2 separate regions of the Mus musculus genome follow, and region 2 is linked to region 1. Evidence: chromatin loops called from intact Hi-C (ENCODE). Cell type or tissue: gastrocnemius. All regions are shown on one strand.

Region 1 (8,000 bases):
CTTGTGTTCAATTTTTCTTCCAAACCCTATCTTACTTTTCTGTTCATCATCATGGCATAATTTCTGGAAGTTGTGTAGCCCCTGCAACTGCTTCCTCATTCCACATTCTTTTCTGAGTTAAATGGTCAAATTTCTATTGTTAACATTTTATTATATTGCTCTTAGCAATAACTTCTATATTACAAAATTCAACAGACAATGCTTTCTTCTGTGCTCACCTATAACTTGCCAGAGTATTAGATGCTAATGCTATGTTCTTGACAAGAATCTATTTTTTCCTTCATTCTTCACAAATATCACTGGAACTTCCTCTTCCTTAATAACAATTGTTTTCCTTACTGTCTTTAGCAAGCTCTCATTCCTATCCTATACTCTAAACGTCTTCAATGCCCTGTTGTAGCTACATTGTATATTCATCTGCAGGCTCCTGTAAGGTAACATGGGTCCCATAAATACAATAATCTATATTTCCTGTCTTTGGCCTCATATTTTAAAATTTCAGACTCATTTAATCATTTGTCAATTTCTTTTTTTAATATACATTTCTTTTTTGTTAGATATTTTCTTCATTGACATCTCAATGTTATCCTGAAAGTCCCCTTCCCCCCCACCCACCCACCCTGCTCCCCAACCCACCCACTCCCGCTTCCTGGCCCTGGCATTCCCCTCTACTGGGGCATATGATCTTCACAAGACCAAGGGCCTCTCCTCCTGTCAATTTCACATGATAAAAATTTTTTATTTTCCTTAGCTAAACCTGCTTCCTCTCCATTTTTCGTGTATTAGAACAAAACCATGACTTTTCTAGCTACTATCTTTGATATTCTTTGCTTCATACTATACCACATACATCCAATTATCAGTAGATTTTACCAATTAACCTTCAAAACACAAGGTTTTCAATCTCAATATAATACTAATTCAATCCATCAAAAGCCATGTCAAGAGTATCATAACTTCATATTGGCACTTAGAGCCTTTCACACAAGAGAACGACCATATTTTCAAAACAAACAAAAAACTAGTATGTTTTCTTGTGTGTATCTAGAGTTGTATATTGTATATCACAGATATTAAACTGTCCTATTTTGTAAAAAGAACATGAGATGTGTTGTTTCATACAAGGGTTGTTTTGCTTTGTTTTGTTTGCAAGTGGTTTATGACAAACATAGAATAAGCTTCCTAAAAATAGCTCTTCTGACTTGAGTCTATTCATTCCATACCAATCAAATCCATACTGAAACACAATCTGAGAAAAGACATCTTCTGACTTTTTCCCACCCTTTCTTCCCTTCTTGAAAAGTAAGCAATCAGTCTCTGTTCAACTAAAACAGAGCATCTGCCCTGTGACCATGGAAACCAAATGTCCTCATGAAGACTTCCCATGCCTCAGCTCCTTCAGCAGCTTCCTACAGAATCTCTCCACTCAACCACAAGTTTATTCTGGAGTGTTTAAGTGGCCCTAGAACTTATAAAAGATAAAGTATTGTAAAAACATGAGTAAAACACTAATTTAAGCCTTTGTCATAAACACAACTCCCAAACCACACAATTTTCTGAAGAAATAAAACAGTAAAGCACCAATTCTATGTCAAGGCTATCAATTGTGTCAAATAACTCACATACATTTATATACATATGTATATGCATCACAGAAATAAAAGTTGTTTTACAACAAAGGTTGACTCACTATACTCTATAGCACTACCGTTCTGCTTATATAAAAAACTGTGATATACTTTTTCTGAAAGATGTAAATAAAAATTTGTTAATCCTGCCTTATCAAGGCATATTTTTGTGACATATATATGTGTGTGTGTGCGTGTGTGTGTGTTTGTGTGTGTGTGTGTGTGTGTATACATATCAGATTTAAAAATGAGGAATAGTACATTTAGAAGTGGACAAAAATTATACATGGAAATATATTTTAAAAGAAGGAAATGAAAAGAAACCAATGAAAGGGGTCGCTGCATCAGTGGGGAGGGAGCTGCCACTACTGTTTAATTTTCCAGCTCAGGCACTGTGTAATTAGGAAAGCACAGTGAGAAGCACTCCACAGATAACCTTCAACCCACTCCTGAAAGACTTCCGTCCCACACAGAGCTCCAAGTCAGACCTCAAATCTCCCCAACTGTATCACATAATAAGCAACTACTGGGTATCTAGCTCAGAGAGAAAACCAGTAGATTATGAATAACGATAAGATTGGTTCTTTATACAATTTATTTTTTGCTGTCTTATTGTGAAAAAAACTGGAGTGTTCAAAGTTACTAAGGAAATCTATACAATTCTACTTTAACTTTAGCACTCCAAATCCTATGAGAAGAGCAATCTGATGTATACTAAGCTCATTATGTAATAAGAATTTCTATGTATAAGACAAATGTTTTTATCATGGCACAAAATTCATGTGACAAGTTGATAAACTTAAATTCCTGAATTACTGAAGAATTAAATATATGAAATAAGAAAATGTATCTTTATTTAAAGATGTGGTACCAACTCCCTGCTTTTGTTTGGTTTTGTTTGTTTTAATTCTGTGACATGGACAGAACAGTAAAAACCCTGAGAGACCACTGTTGCTCTCAATACTATATGAGGAAAGCCTATTGGTTGCTTCCTTGGTTTTGTCCTTTCTGCCCTTAATTTTGCCAACTGGCTCATCTTAGGCTTGTTTCCACACACTGGATATATTTTTTTAAAAAAATTGTTGAGGAAATTACTGAAAATTCATTTTGTTTACTTTATTCACTATTCTGTTCTCAGTGGTCTATACACTGACTGGCCTTATCTCAGGATGACAGCCTAACTTAGTTGTAGTCATTATCTTTATATTCTTGACCAGTATCAGGACTGATTTCCTGAATGAACTGGAAGAGACAATGTAAGGGAGAAACAAATGAGGGACCCTACAAGTTAGTATACACCATTAAAGTATTCTATGAGCATGTATATAAATATCAGTTAAGAACACATGAGCACTAGGGGAAAAAAATACAAGTAGACGACCCCTTTGGGGAGAGAATGATCCTTTCACAGGGGTCAGATATCAGATATTTATATTACCGTTCATAACAGTAACAAAATTACAGTCATGAAATAGCAACAAAAATAATTTTATAGTTGGGGTAACTACAACATGAGAAATTGTATTAAAGGGTCATAACATTACAAAGGTTGAGAACCACTGTACTAAAGGAACATAGTAAGATAATGGCTCCTAAAGACATATTAATGGATCAGTACAGCACACTGAGCCCTCATCAAAGAAGCTTCTTCTTACAGTTGAGAGTAATTAACAAAGAGACCCAAAACTAGACAACGTGCACAGAGTGGGAGACTTTAAACCACGCAGCCTCTATCAGTCCTCTCCCAACACTCAGAGATCTATGTAGAAAAGGAGTGTAGGAGCCAGAGGTGTGGATGAATCCAAGGATGTGATGTCTTTACAACAGGGATGACACACATATTAACTCACAGACTGTGACAGTACACACAACATCTACACAAGTTCACACCTGATAAAATCCCAATATGGAAAAAAAGGATGTGAACACAGAGTTCCTTAGCATGAAGCTATTCACAGTTTATACCTGGTGTGAAAGGAGAAAATCTGTGTCTCCCAATGGAGAACTACATTCCAGCACAGAGCTGCTAGCTGGCACAATATGGACTCGATACTTTCTGCTTTGGTACTTTTTTGTCTTACTGGCTTTTTGTTTTTGCATTTCCCTTTCAGATGGTTTGTTTGATTTGAGTTTTGGTTTTTGGCTTTGCTTTTTGAGAGAGAGACAGAGGGGGAGTAGGAGGGAAAGAGAAAAAAATGAAGTTGGGTGAGTGGTGAGGTGGAGACGATCTGAAAGGGGTTGGGGTTGAGGAAAGAGTATGATAAAAATGTATTAAAGAAAAACACATTAAAATTTATTATAGCGATTAACTTGTATATTTTATAAGTAGGAAAGACCTGAGTAATCTAAAACACACATTAGTGTTGAAATTGAATGGTCTCAAAATTGACCATTTTGGTATTAGCATACAATTTTCTCAGCAATAGCTACAAGAAAGAGTGCTGCTGGTTATAAAAACCACCATTAGGGTAACAAATTACTCTCATTTCAATGTCTTTCTATCTTTATTTTCCTTTACCTCTAATTTTACTAAGGCATTTTCCTTAATACTATTAATATAAAAACTATGTTTTACAAGTGAATATTTGGTGCTTTAAAAAAATCTTGTTAAAATGAAAATTAAGACACTTTCAAGAAAAACAAAATAGTGGTTGAGGACACCAGGAGAACACAGCCCACAGGGATCAACTAAGTAGGGATGATGGTGGTTCACGGAGACTGAGTGGCAACCACAGAACCTGCATAGGTCTGCACTAGGTCCTGAGCACAGGAGCTATGGTTGTTAGTGTGATGTTTTTGTGTGACTCCTAACAGTAGAGGTGGAGCTATCTCTGATTCTTTAGTCTGCTCTTGAGACCCTTTTCCTTCTACAGGTTTGTCTCACCCACCTTGATATGGGGGTCTATGCCTCTGTCTTACTGTATCTTGTTATACCATGTTCATTGGATATCCCTGCAGCCTGCCCTTTTCTGAAGGGAAACAGAGGAGGCATGGTTTCACGGGAAAGGGAAGGTTGGGGAGGAACTGGAAGGAGAGGAGGAAGGGGAAAATGTGGTCAGGATGTATTGGAAACAAAAACAAAATTAAAATAAATAAATAAATAAATAAAAATAAAGCCTGAGATAATTAAGTATCACTGATTAAATAGCTATCGACTATAATTGTGAGTGTTTAAGTAAAAATTTCAAAAAGGCATGGTCATGTCAAGTCACAGTCTTAAAAAGGTAGATAACAGCTTCCCTAGGCCTTGACTAGAACAACAACACCAACAAAATCAGACAGGAAAGACAGAGGGGAGGGGGGAGAGGGGGAGGGGAGGTTAACGTGGAATGTAAGAAAAGAACAAACTATCAAAACCATCTTATTCAGTATCCTATGGAAATACTAGGAAACTACTGAGCTCAAGATATCATGCATATTAGGCAAATACTATATCACTGAGCTATATACCCCAGTCCTTCCCATAGCTCTATAAATCTTGTCTTCTGATAACTCTCCCTATGTTATCCCATGGGTCTCAAAACTTACAATCCACCTGCTCTGGCTAATTACAGGCAAGTACCCTTCTTATCTTTATCATTTAAAAAAAATATATGTTCAAATGTTTAGTGGGGCATCATCTAATACTACACTTTATAAAAGCCAAACTGTAAAACTGTCTACATATTCAAGAATAAAATAAGTAAACTGAACAAGTAATACAATTAAAAATAATAGGAAAAAAACTAATTCTACATGAAGTTTTGAAGCACATTAAAAATAAAATGTTATTTAGTAACTTGTCTTATAAGGCCAGTAATGATATAAGGAAAGAAAGCCATATACTAATATCTCTTACAAGCACAAATATTTTAATTCTCTAAATAAAATGCAAATAAATCAGATACAGAAATACATTAAACAGAATATTACCATCCAAACAGAAAGTATCCAGCAACACAAGGTGGTTCAGCACTGGAAAATGATCAGTGTAACTCAGCAGACAGAAGAAGGGAAAATACATTACCATTTTAAGAGAAGCAGAAAAAAACATTTGTCAAAGCTTCACAGGCATTCATTACTGCACTGAGAAAACTAGTAATAGAATTCCCTCAAAAGAGTAGAATGTATTTATGAAAACAATCTATAGCTAACATCACATTTGACTAGAATATTTATACATTTGCATGATAGTTTGAAACAAAGCAAAAACACCACTTTCACCACTTCTACTCAATGATATAATGAAGCCATTGGGTGACCGATAGACACATAAAAAGAATAAGAGGATAAGGAGCAGCGTGAGGTTAAGGGAGTGAAGGGGAGCAGTGTAGAAAGGGGATAAATAAGAACCCAGTTTACTGACAGCATGAAAGCACGGGGGACACCACACTTTATATGTGGACTTCAAACCAATCATTAAAAAGAAAAAAGGAAGCCGGGCGTGGTGGCACACGCCTTTAATCCCAGCACTTAGGAGGCAGAGGCAGGCGGATTTCTGAGTTCGAGGCCAGCCTGGTCTACAAAGTGAGTTCCAGGACAGCCAGGGCTACACAGAGAAACCCTGTCTCGAAAAACCAAAAAAGAAAGAAAGAAAGAAAGAAAGAAAGGAAGGAAGGAAGGAAGGAAGGAAGGAAGGAAGGAAGGAAGGAAGGAAGGAAGGAAAAGAAAAAGAAAAAGAAAAAGAAAAAAGGAAAGTGGATGAAGAGGATAGAAATGAGTTCAAAAGTAGGCCAATGGACATATGACCATCACATCCAGGTAGGATCAAAAACTAGTGGGGGGTTAAGTTATTTAATAGCCGCTCCTTGGGAAAACAGCTTACATTGTGTAAAAAGATGAACTAGAATTCTTTGCCATATCTACAGCAAATTCTATTAAGCAGACATGATAAGATGATACTATTGCTGAAGACAGCATGTACTGCAGACACGGGACTTAGAAGAGTCAAGTCCAATCATGATGAAATCTAGCTTTCATAATACAGCTGCCAAGGTAGGAAAGCACTCTCCTTCGTTTTACTGCGCATAAATCACAACCACCATGAGACATTCCTAAAGGTACAATAGTATCCAGATCTTGGTGGTAATCAACATCTGCCTAATTGGACTTAAGGTCCTTCCAACAGGATGAAAATCATGCCTCCTACTGGAAACCTAGCCAACTACCTGGTGATAGGAGGTCATGAGAAGAGCCTGCTACAGCACTTCACTTTACTTGAGAACATATTCTTCTGCACAGAGACAAGTATAACTCTCAGTACTCATCAAAGAAGCTTCTCCATACGGCAAATAGAGGCCATCACAGACAACTAGAACTGGCCATAATGCAGAGCAACAGACCATGGGGAGCCCAACTCCAGCACACAAAGCTTCCACATAACTCCTGCACCTAAGGCTCAGGGAACATTAAAAAGAGAGATAGAAGGTGGTAAAAGATATCCAGAAAGTATGCTGCTGTCAGCTTGTGTTTCCTAAAAAATGGCAGAAAGAGGTACAGCCATGATACCGCAACAATGTGGCTGCACAAACAAGACCTAAACAATGACACCACCAATAGACAGGCTAATGAGAGGGGTAAATCTCATGGGAGGCAACCCCAGACTAAAACCAAACAAACAAAAAACCTGCAAATAATTAATGAATGCTAAGAGGAGAATTATTCTTTCCCTAATTGGTTATCCAATACAAAATGGTCAACCCTGAAATCATCTTCACAAGCAATAATGAATAGTCTCAGCTGGTTGTATTTATGGTGTGTGTGTGTGTGTGTGTGTGTGTGTGTGTGTGTGTGTGTGTATACAGGGGAATGCGTGTGTGAATAATAATGAAAGAAAAAAGCCACAAATTAGAGAGGGAATGAGAATGGCTTGGAGAGAGGAGATAGGAGGGGTTGAAGAAAGAAAGGGCAGAGGGGTTAATAGTATAATTATACTTTAATTAAATTAAAAAAAACATTTAAAAAGCTAACAGCTGAAACTACAAAGTATTCTGGATTTTGAATGAAGAATGACTTCTCAATCATGGCCAAAGAAACAAAAAACTAAACAGAAAATGAATCTGAGTATATCAAAATAAAAATGTCTACTCAACAAAAAAACAGTAGGCAGCAATGAAGGGTAGCTCGTTATTTTCAATTCACAGTAACAGTAATTCAAATAACTGCTATACGCAAGGAAAACAGCTTAGGTTTAACATAACTAAAAAAGTGAAAATTACAACCAACCACCTGGTATGTGCACACCACATCCACAAAAAATAATAAGTAATGACTAAACCCAAAGCAGCAGCACCTCGTATCTACCACACTACCAGAGCGTCTCAATTACAGAGCGAGCATTAAGGAATGAGTATGATACGCAATAGTAAGAACCATGAAGTACCGGTACTCTAG
Region 2 (8,000 bases), 760 kb before region 1:
AAAGCCATCAGTTGCCAATAGCTCCTCAGGTACAGGTAAGGATTCAGAAGGCCCACTGCCTTCCATGTTGGAATTTTTAATTGGCCCGATCTTGTGCAGGCTGTTGTGGGTTCATGTGTGTGAAAGTCGTGTTATGTCCAGAGGACAGCATTGCACACCGTTCCATCCCATCTTAGACAGGGTTTCTATTGCTGTGATAAAACACCATGACCAAAGCAACTTGGAAAGGAAAGGGTTTATTTGGCTTGCACTTGCATATCACCATTCAACATCAAAGAAAGACAGGACAGAAACACTAACTGGAGAGGAACATGGAGGCAGGAGCTGAAGCAGAGGTCATGGAAGGTGCTGCCAACTGGCTTGCTCTCCAATGGCTTCCTCAGTCTACTTTCTTAGAGCACCCAAGACCACCAGTCCAGAGATGGCACCACCCACAATGGGCTGGGCCCTCCCCCATCAATCACTATTTAAGAAAATGACCTTCAGCCAGGTATTATGGAGGCATTTTCTCAGTTGAGGTTCCCTCCTTTCCAGTGACTGTATCTTGTGTCACATTGGCATAAAACTCACCATCACACTCTCTATCCTCTGACTCTTACGTTCTTTCTGCCCCTCTTCCCAGATGTTCCCTGAGCCCTGGAAGGGTGAGAGTGGTAGAGATGTCCCATCCAGGATGAACTCTCACTTCTTTTCAGCACTTTGAGAAGCAGTGAGCCTCTACGGGAACCACCCACAGCAATAAGAAGTATCAGGGGAGATGGGATTTAAACCTAGATCTCGGACCCACATGTCCAGGGTTCTGTTGCCCTAGCTTCCCTGGTGACATAACTCCAGAGCTCCAGACCTGTCCCACTTTCAGAGTCTCAGTGCCTCCTGTCAGTGCAAATATACTCAGGCTTGATTCAGCATCAATATTTGGTTCAGGAAAAGTGGTTAGCCTTGATTACACATCAGATCACGCTGACCACATGGAGTCCTCGGGTGATGTTCCGTAACAAAGACGATAAGTAGGCATAGGGCTGTGGATATAAACATAAATATTTAGAATGCAATTGTTAACTGCAGACCATTTAGAAAAACAGCATCAGTAGAGTCTCCCCTAGCTCTAAAGACTTTCCCTAGCCATGAAGTCTGGCCGTGCTTATATAGGACCAGATGAATTCCCTCCTGTGGAGCAAGACTAAATTCAGTCAGGAGGATAGCGGGTTAGCCCAGAAGCTGTTCCGTTATTGCACCACTGGGCATGTCTCGCCTGACAGGTCAGTATTTTAGGTCCAGTGCTGGGAAAGGCCACTGATGTCTTTTCTCCCCAAGTAGTCTGCAAAGCACCTTGCAGCTTTACAAAGGCTAGCCAATGGGGAAGGCTTCCTGGAAAATTCAAGACTGGCTTCTCCGCATCCTGCAAGCAAGCAGACAGTGTCTTTAGCAAGAGGCTCTTGCCATTTAGGAAACCAAGAATGACAACATCTTGTGTTGGTTTGGGTGCCTCTGGAGCTCCCTGGTCAATAACCTGGAGAGAGGTAACCTCCCCCATGCCTGACACTAAGGTTTTTCATGTAATAACCCATGACCTTAGTTACCATACAACTTAACACTAAAACTATTTAAGAGTCCATCTCTGACCCAGTCAGAATGGCCATAATCAGGAATACAAATAGCAGTAACTGCAGCCAAGGGTGGCGGGGGAGGGAATCTTTAGACACAGTTGGTAGGAGTGTAAACTGGAGCAGACACTTTGGAAATCTTTCTGGAGGTCTCCCATAAGCTAGAAATCAGGGACTAAAGAGCTGGCTCATGGACTGAGAGCACTTGCTGTCCTTGTAGAGGGCTAGCACTCCCATGGCGATTTACAGCTGCCTGTAAACTACAGTTCCAGGGGATACAGTGTCCTCTACTGGCCTCCACGGGCATCATGCAGGTGTATGGTGCAATGCATATGATGCAAAAGCACTCATGCCCATGCAATAAATGAATAAGTGTCATTTTTAAAATTCAAGGAAAAATAGATGTTCCATATGACCCAACAGTACCACTCCTGGACATATCCCAAAGGCCTTTATATTTACTGCAGAGACACTTGCACATCTTCTCGGGCCCTCGCATCAAATCTTTTGTTTGTGTTTTAGCCTGGAGCACAATGCAAAAGCTGAAATAGAAGTGGAACATTGGCAAGTGGTTGCATTAAGGAGGAGGGATGGGAGGATATAGGTGAGATGAAAGTAAAGAAGAATATTGGAGGCAAAGGCTGCTCATGGATTTAAGTGGGGATGGGGGAAAGGGACCAGGGAAAGCTTAGCCAAATAACATGCGCATGTGTGAAGAAGCCACGTGGGAATCTGTGACCTTGCAACCTGAGTAAGAAGTATACTTTGACAAATGTTGTATATTCTGTCTTGGGCCCTAGGTTACATCTTTTATTTGTGTGTTTAACGTGGAATACTTACAGAAGCTAGGGTAGTAGACATGAGGCATTGGCAGATGGCTGCATTTCAGGATAGGGGAGAGCAGACTATAGGTACAATGAAGGTAGGGAGGTAGAATACTGATGATTGTGGTGTGAACAGGGCAGGGAGGAATTCTTGGAGTTAAAGGGTTAAGTGGGTGTGGGTGCAGTTCTATGGGGAACATGAGGGGCGGGAGTTAACATAAGCTATGGATGTGTAAGCCCATTAGGCTTTGAAAGGTGCTTAAAATATATTTTTAAAATGGAATTTGAAGTGGGGCACCCCATAGCATTCTATTCCCCTCGTTACATACAGCTTTGGGTTCTTATCTCTGTCACTTTCTGCCACCATTTTGACATCATAACTGTGTTCAATGTAAAAGTAAGGAGAGCTGGTGTTCCTTTGGTATCCCCTTTTTGCTAAAAGAGCTGAGATATCTGTGAAGCCCCTGGATGCTCATTCCTCTCTCCTGCCTTCTGCATAACCCAAGCACATTTTTTCTAATATTCCCAAAAAGCCACATCATCGACAAATCCCACAGGAACTGTGATAACCAATCTCTCTGTGTGTCTCGTGGGCCCCTCTTCCTTTCCTTCAATCAATATTTATAGCATGTCTGGCACATAAAATAGTCCAGCAGCGCTGCCCAGTAAGAACCTAAAGCAATTTACATTTCTCAAGACTTTCTGTCCGATAGGTAAGTCATGAGTGAATTATAGTACCTTCCCAGTGCTTTCTACCTGAAATGGCTCTCCTCCTGACAATGACACATTCTGTTGGAAGTGAAGGCTGGTTGGGGGATTTATTTTACTGAAAATAAAACCTGAAAAAAAATTAAATTTCTGTTTATCAAAACTGAGTGGAAATATCCCTAATCAGGACTATGGATTTCTATATAATAATTGTACTTATACAAATAACTTTTGGACTGTATTCTTTTGGGGGATGGGGAAGGGGCAGAAAATGTAACCAATCTCCCTATGTGTTTGTTTGCTTGTTTTGTGTGTTTGACAGGATCTCTCAACTCTGGCTAGGCAGGGTTTCTCATGTTTCTGCCACTCCCCCATCCCCCAGCTATGGAATGACAACACATAGCTCCCCAGCTAGGGAACAACACACAGCTCAATTCTGTTACAGGTGTGCTGGAGATCCCAATTCCAGTCTTACAGAGCCAGCGCTCTGCCGTGTGAGCTACTTTTCTAAGGACACTCTCACCCCAAGGATCAGCCGATTAGCATGGCTTCTCCTTGACATAGATGCTATAAGTGGACAAAGCAGCCCCTGGGATCTTGGAGTGCCCGAACACTGACTACTGTTGGGTACATTTCAACATAGAAAGCTGAACCTTATTTTATACACACACCTGAAAGGGTCAATGTCATTGTTTAATTAATGCCCTGCGTTACATTATTGTCTGAGCTGCAACCTGGTGGCTCAGGCCTGTAATCCCAGCTACTCAGAAAGCTAAAGCAGGAGAGCAGTCAGGTTTGCCTCAGCTGCACAGGAGGTTCAAGGACAACCTGGGTAACTGAGACCATCACAAAAAAAAATAAAAAGGAAAGAGAGAGATAGCGGTGTAACTTCGTGTTAGCGGGCTAGCCTAGCCTAACATATCCAAAGCCCTAGCTTCGGTCCTTAATAACTTCACCGCCACCTCCCAAAATGGTGGCTAGCTGCATTAGCAATGACAAAGCATTTGCTTTATTATAATAATTATTTAAATTATTCACTTCCGTATATTTTGATTATATTCTTTGCAGCCCCCCCCCAACTCTTCAAGGTCCTTCCCCTCTCTAACAACCCAATTTCATAATATTTTTCGCTTTTAAAAACAGTAACAATAAAACATTAAGCCTTTGCCAATCAATCAGGGTATCTCTAATCTATTTTCCAAATGAAGGTGCTGAGGCTCAAGAATACCTTGGCACTGGGCAGACAGTCATCAGTGGAGATGGAATTTGAACCTAGATCTCATACGCACATGTCCAGGGTTCTGTTGTCCTAGCTTCCCTGGTGACATAACACCAGAGCTCCAGACCTGTCCCACTTTCAGAGTCTCAGTGCCTCCTGCCAGTGCAAATATACTCAGGCTTGATTCAGCATCAATATTTGGTTCAGGAAAAATGGTTAGCCTTGATTACACATCAGATCACGCTGACCACAAAGAGTCCTCGGGTGATGTTCCGTAACAAAGAGGATAAATGGCAGCCAGCTGCCAGACACAGGCCACCATCCCTCATCAACTGTGTAGAGGAAAAGAAGAGGCAGAAGGATTCCATGGGCCATCTGCTCTGCTGGCTGACCCAGGCTGTTTGTGGTCCCCTGAGAACCCTTTAAATGTTCTGCCTGGTGAACCCGGGTTACACTTCCAAAGGGAAAGACAGCCTCTCCATTCTGCCTCTTCCTTCCTCCCTCCAGCTTTATTCCAGCTGTGTTTTCTTCGATGCCAGATTTCTCAACACCACTACAGTGATTCCTCATGGAGGGGCTGCCCTGCAGACTATAGAATAGTTAGTGCTGACCTTCTACTCACCGGATTCCGGAAGGACCCTTACAGTTGTTGACAACCAAAAGTGTCTCCGGACATTACCAATGTCCTCTTGGAAGGCAAAAATGTCCTCTGGTCCATATGACTAGACTAGAAGTTATGGAAACACAAATAATGCCATCTTAGGGAAGGAAATTGTTCCTCCCATTCCCCAGAATGAATAAGATAATGAAAGAGCAGAGACTCTCTTCTGGCACTGAAAGTATTTCTTGTTTTTAACGCCCTTCCTGCCAAGACCATGTATTCAGTCCTGTGTTTAAAACTGAGAGGAGGGGCTGGGGAGATGGCTTCTTTGGTGTACTGTTCGGCATATAAGCATGAAGACTTCCTGCACCCATTTGGAAATTCAGGTGTGCCTTATGAACTTGTAATCCCTGTGCTTGCCAACCAGCCTAGACTGATTGATAACTCCTAGGTGAGACACAGGTGAGAGACTCTGTCTCTAAAACAAAAAAATGTGGAGATCCCTCCAGCCTCCTCAGCAGGTGCAGGAGCTTGCCGCCAAGCCTGACAGACAACCAGAGTTCAATCCCCAAAACCTGCAAAAAGAAAGGAAAGAACTCTCACTTCCAAGACTCGTCCTGTGGCCCTCAGGTAGATAAAGCACACGTGTGCATAAACAAACAGACCAAGTCCAGCCTTTGGACTATACACACACATGCTCTGCATGTGCACACACACACACACACACACACACACACACACACTCACACACACATACTGGAGGGGCAACAGAACACATATACACCAAAAAGTGACGGGTCAAAAGAAAAGAATGTGAATGAAACTTAAATATCCCACTCCAAAGTCACTGGAAATTGGTCTGAGTTCTCTGTTCTAAATCCCTGTACTGTGTGGCTCCATTCAGCTGATTGGCTTATTCTCAACAACTAAATAAGCAAGGACCTCAAACTCACTACTAGTCTTCTAAAAATGGACTTATGCTCAGATGTGGCTAAGGTCAGCACACTATGCAGATAGTGACCCTTTTGACGGATCCAACCCAGAGAAAGTTGATGTCACTCTGGGGTGTGAGCTTTCCAAGTACACTGTAGAAGATGGTAAGAGAAACAACTGGGCTATAGAAACGGCCTAAAGACATGAGAAAGTAAAAGTGCTCACGGCCAACATTGCACCATTCACTCAAGAGAGGACCAGAACGCTAATGGTTCACTAAGGGAAGGATGATCTGTAGAGGGGAGAGCCTTCTGGAGAATGTGGAGAGAAGGACTCCAACATACAGAATGTGGTCAGAAACCAGAATGGGGTACCTCAGGGGGTTGGCAGACAACAGATGCTTGAATCTTGGTTCTCACGATATGAGTTAATAGCATAGATGAACATGGGAGAGCCATTGTCTTCAGGAACATGTTTTGAAAAGTTTAGGAATAGCCCAGACCCTGGATCAGACAGACCTAAATCAAATCCCATCTCTGGCACTTGCCACGTGATTAAACTTGGACCATACCCTCTCTGTCTTGGTTCTCTCACATATGAGGAAGAATAATAGTCTGCATTGCATTAAAAAGTGGCTGAGCTGATTGAACAAGGCAGTGTCATCTGGGCTTGTTGCAATGGTCACATATAGGAAGAGTTAAAAATTCTAAGTTCTTAATAATAGAATTTAGCCAATATGCCTCTCTTAAGTGACTCAGGATTGTCTGTGGAGGTTAGCAAGCTTCTCAAAAGCCCTTTACTCTGTCCACCAAGTGCTCAAACATAGCTACTTAGTTTCCCACTCCTCTCTATTGATTAAGCTAGTCTTTGTCGTTAGCTTCGCAAGGTACATCAAGACCCTGTGAAATAGTTTCTCCTCTATACAAATCAGGCATACAGACCTTTAGCAATCATGTAGAGGTCACTGCTTTGCAAGATACCTCTTTTCTACAAGACTAGATGCAATCTAAGCACTGCCTAGGCTCTGACAGCTACTGAGTTCCTTCTTGGCTCCCCTAAATCTCTACCCTGGTCTTTGCCCACAGACTTCACCAGCAGGCGTGGAAACAGTGAAATGTGCCTCCTAGCTGAATTTACAAAACTGTGTAAGTTCATGGCATCACCACTGACCCCATTCATTTAAGCATGTACTGACCACCTACTATGTGCTAGGAACTGTTCTCAATATGGAGATAACTCCATAAATGCAGCCTAGATTCTGGCTAGATTCCTCGAGTTCCTTCCAATCCAATTGGTCTCCCATCCTGCACATTGTTTTAAAATATTTTTGTCAGAAAATATATTCTAAATTCTGCACCTCCTCTCTATAACAACACCCCCGTTCTTATGACCCCCTTTTCTTTTGATATACAGTTCCAATATGTAGCCTAGGCTACATATAAAGGATAGCCTCGAGCCTCACTACAGGGATGCTGGGGTTGCAGACCTCTGTCACTGTGTCTAGCATTCTGTCATCTCTAAGAGCATCTTTCTTTCTGAAGACCTTTATCCTCCACTTTATTCTCCCAGGGATGCCAATGTTCCACTGAACAAAAAGAAAGTTGTTTATTTTCATTGCCTTGCTTTCAAAATCCCTGCTGGTACACCATCCCTGGGTGGTAACATTTAAACTCCCTAATTAGGCACACACAGTTCTACACAATCTGGTCAGCGTCTGACTCTTTACGTGTTTCTCCTCCCATTACCATCCCTCCACGTGCCACACCCCAGCTCCACCAAGCCTCTCTCACTTCTTGACATGGGAGAGTATTTCCTTCTCTTTGCCTTCACATATGCTGAGCTCTTGATTATAAATGCCTTTGCCTGATTCCTCTCCTCCCTTCTGATCGGTCTCATGACCTCCCACTAGCGCTTGTGACTCCATAAAACGTCTCCACACTGAAGCCACCCCCAGCTTTCAGAGTAGGTGCTATTTATTCCATCCTTCCATTCCAGAAAGCACTTTAATGACAACATATGGCTCTGTGATCATTTTAATAGATATCCACATTCAAATGTGTTTCCTCCATAAAACATTAAGCTCCACAAAGACAGGGACTATGCCCTGGTCC

Evidence for each region. Peaks named below come from ENCODE experiments on the same cell type or tissue, not always from the same donor. Only the 100,000 strongest peaks of a DNase experiment are listed, where the experiment ranks them.
Region 2: it touches region 1 in a loop (5-fold over the local background); 23 of 42 quality-filtered maps call a loop at or near these places.

Annotation. Positions count from the first base shown.
Region 1 is chr15:39,363,579-39,371,578 of GRCm38, reverse strand. All of the region lies in intron 5 of Rims2 (regulating synaptic membrane exocytosis 2), which reads right to left. Among named protein-coding and RNA genes, the nearest start is that of Rims2, 170 kb to the right of the region's middle. In gastrocnemius, no CTCF peak of the experiment used is centred here; no DNase peak of the experiment used is centred here.
Region 2 is chr15:40,121,205-40,129,204 of GRCm38, reverse strand. It overlaps Gm33251 (predicted gene, 33251), which reads right to left. Exons shown (of 3, transcript NR_155348.1): 3 at 223-1,019. Among named protein-coding and RNA genes, the nearest start is that of 9330182O14Rik, 9.2 kb to the left of the region's middle. In gastrocnemius, no CTCF peak of the experiment used is centred here; a DNase peak (open chromatin) is centred at 4,721.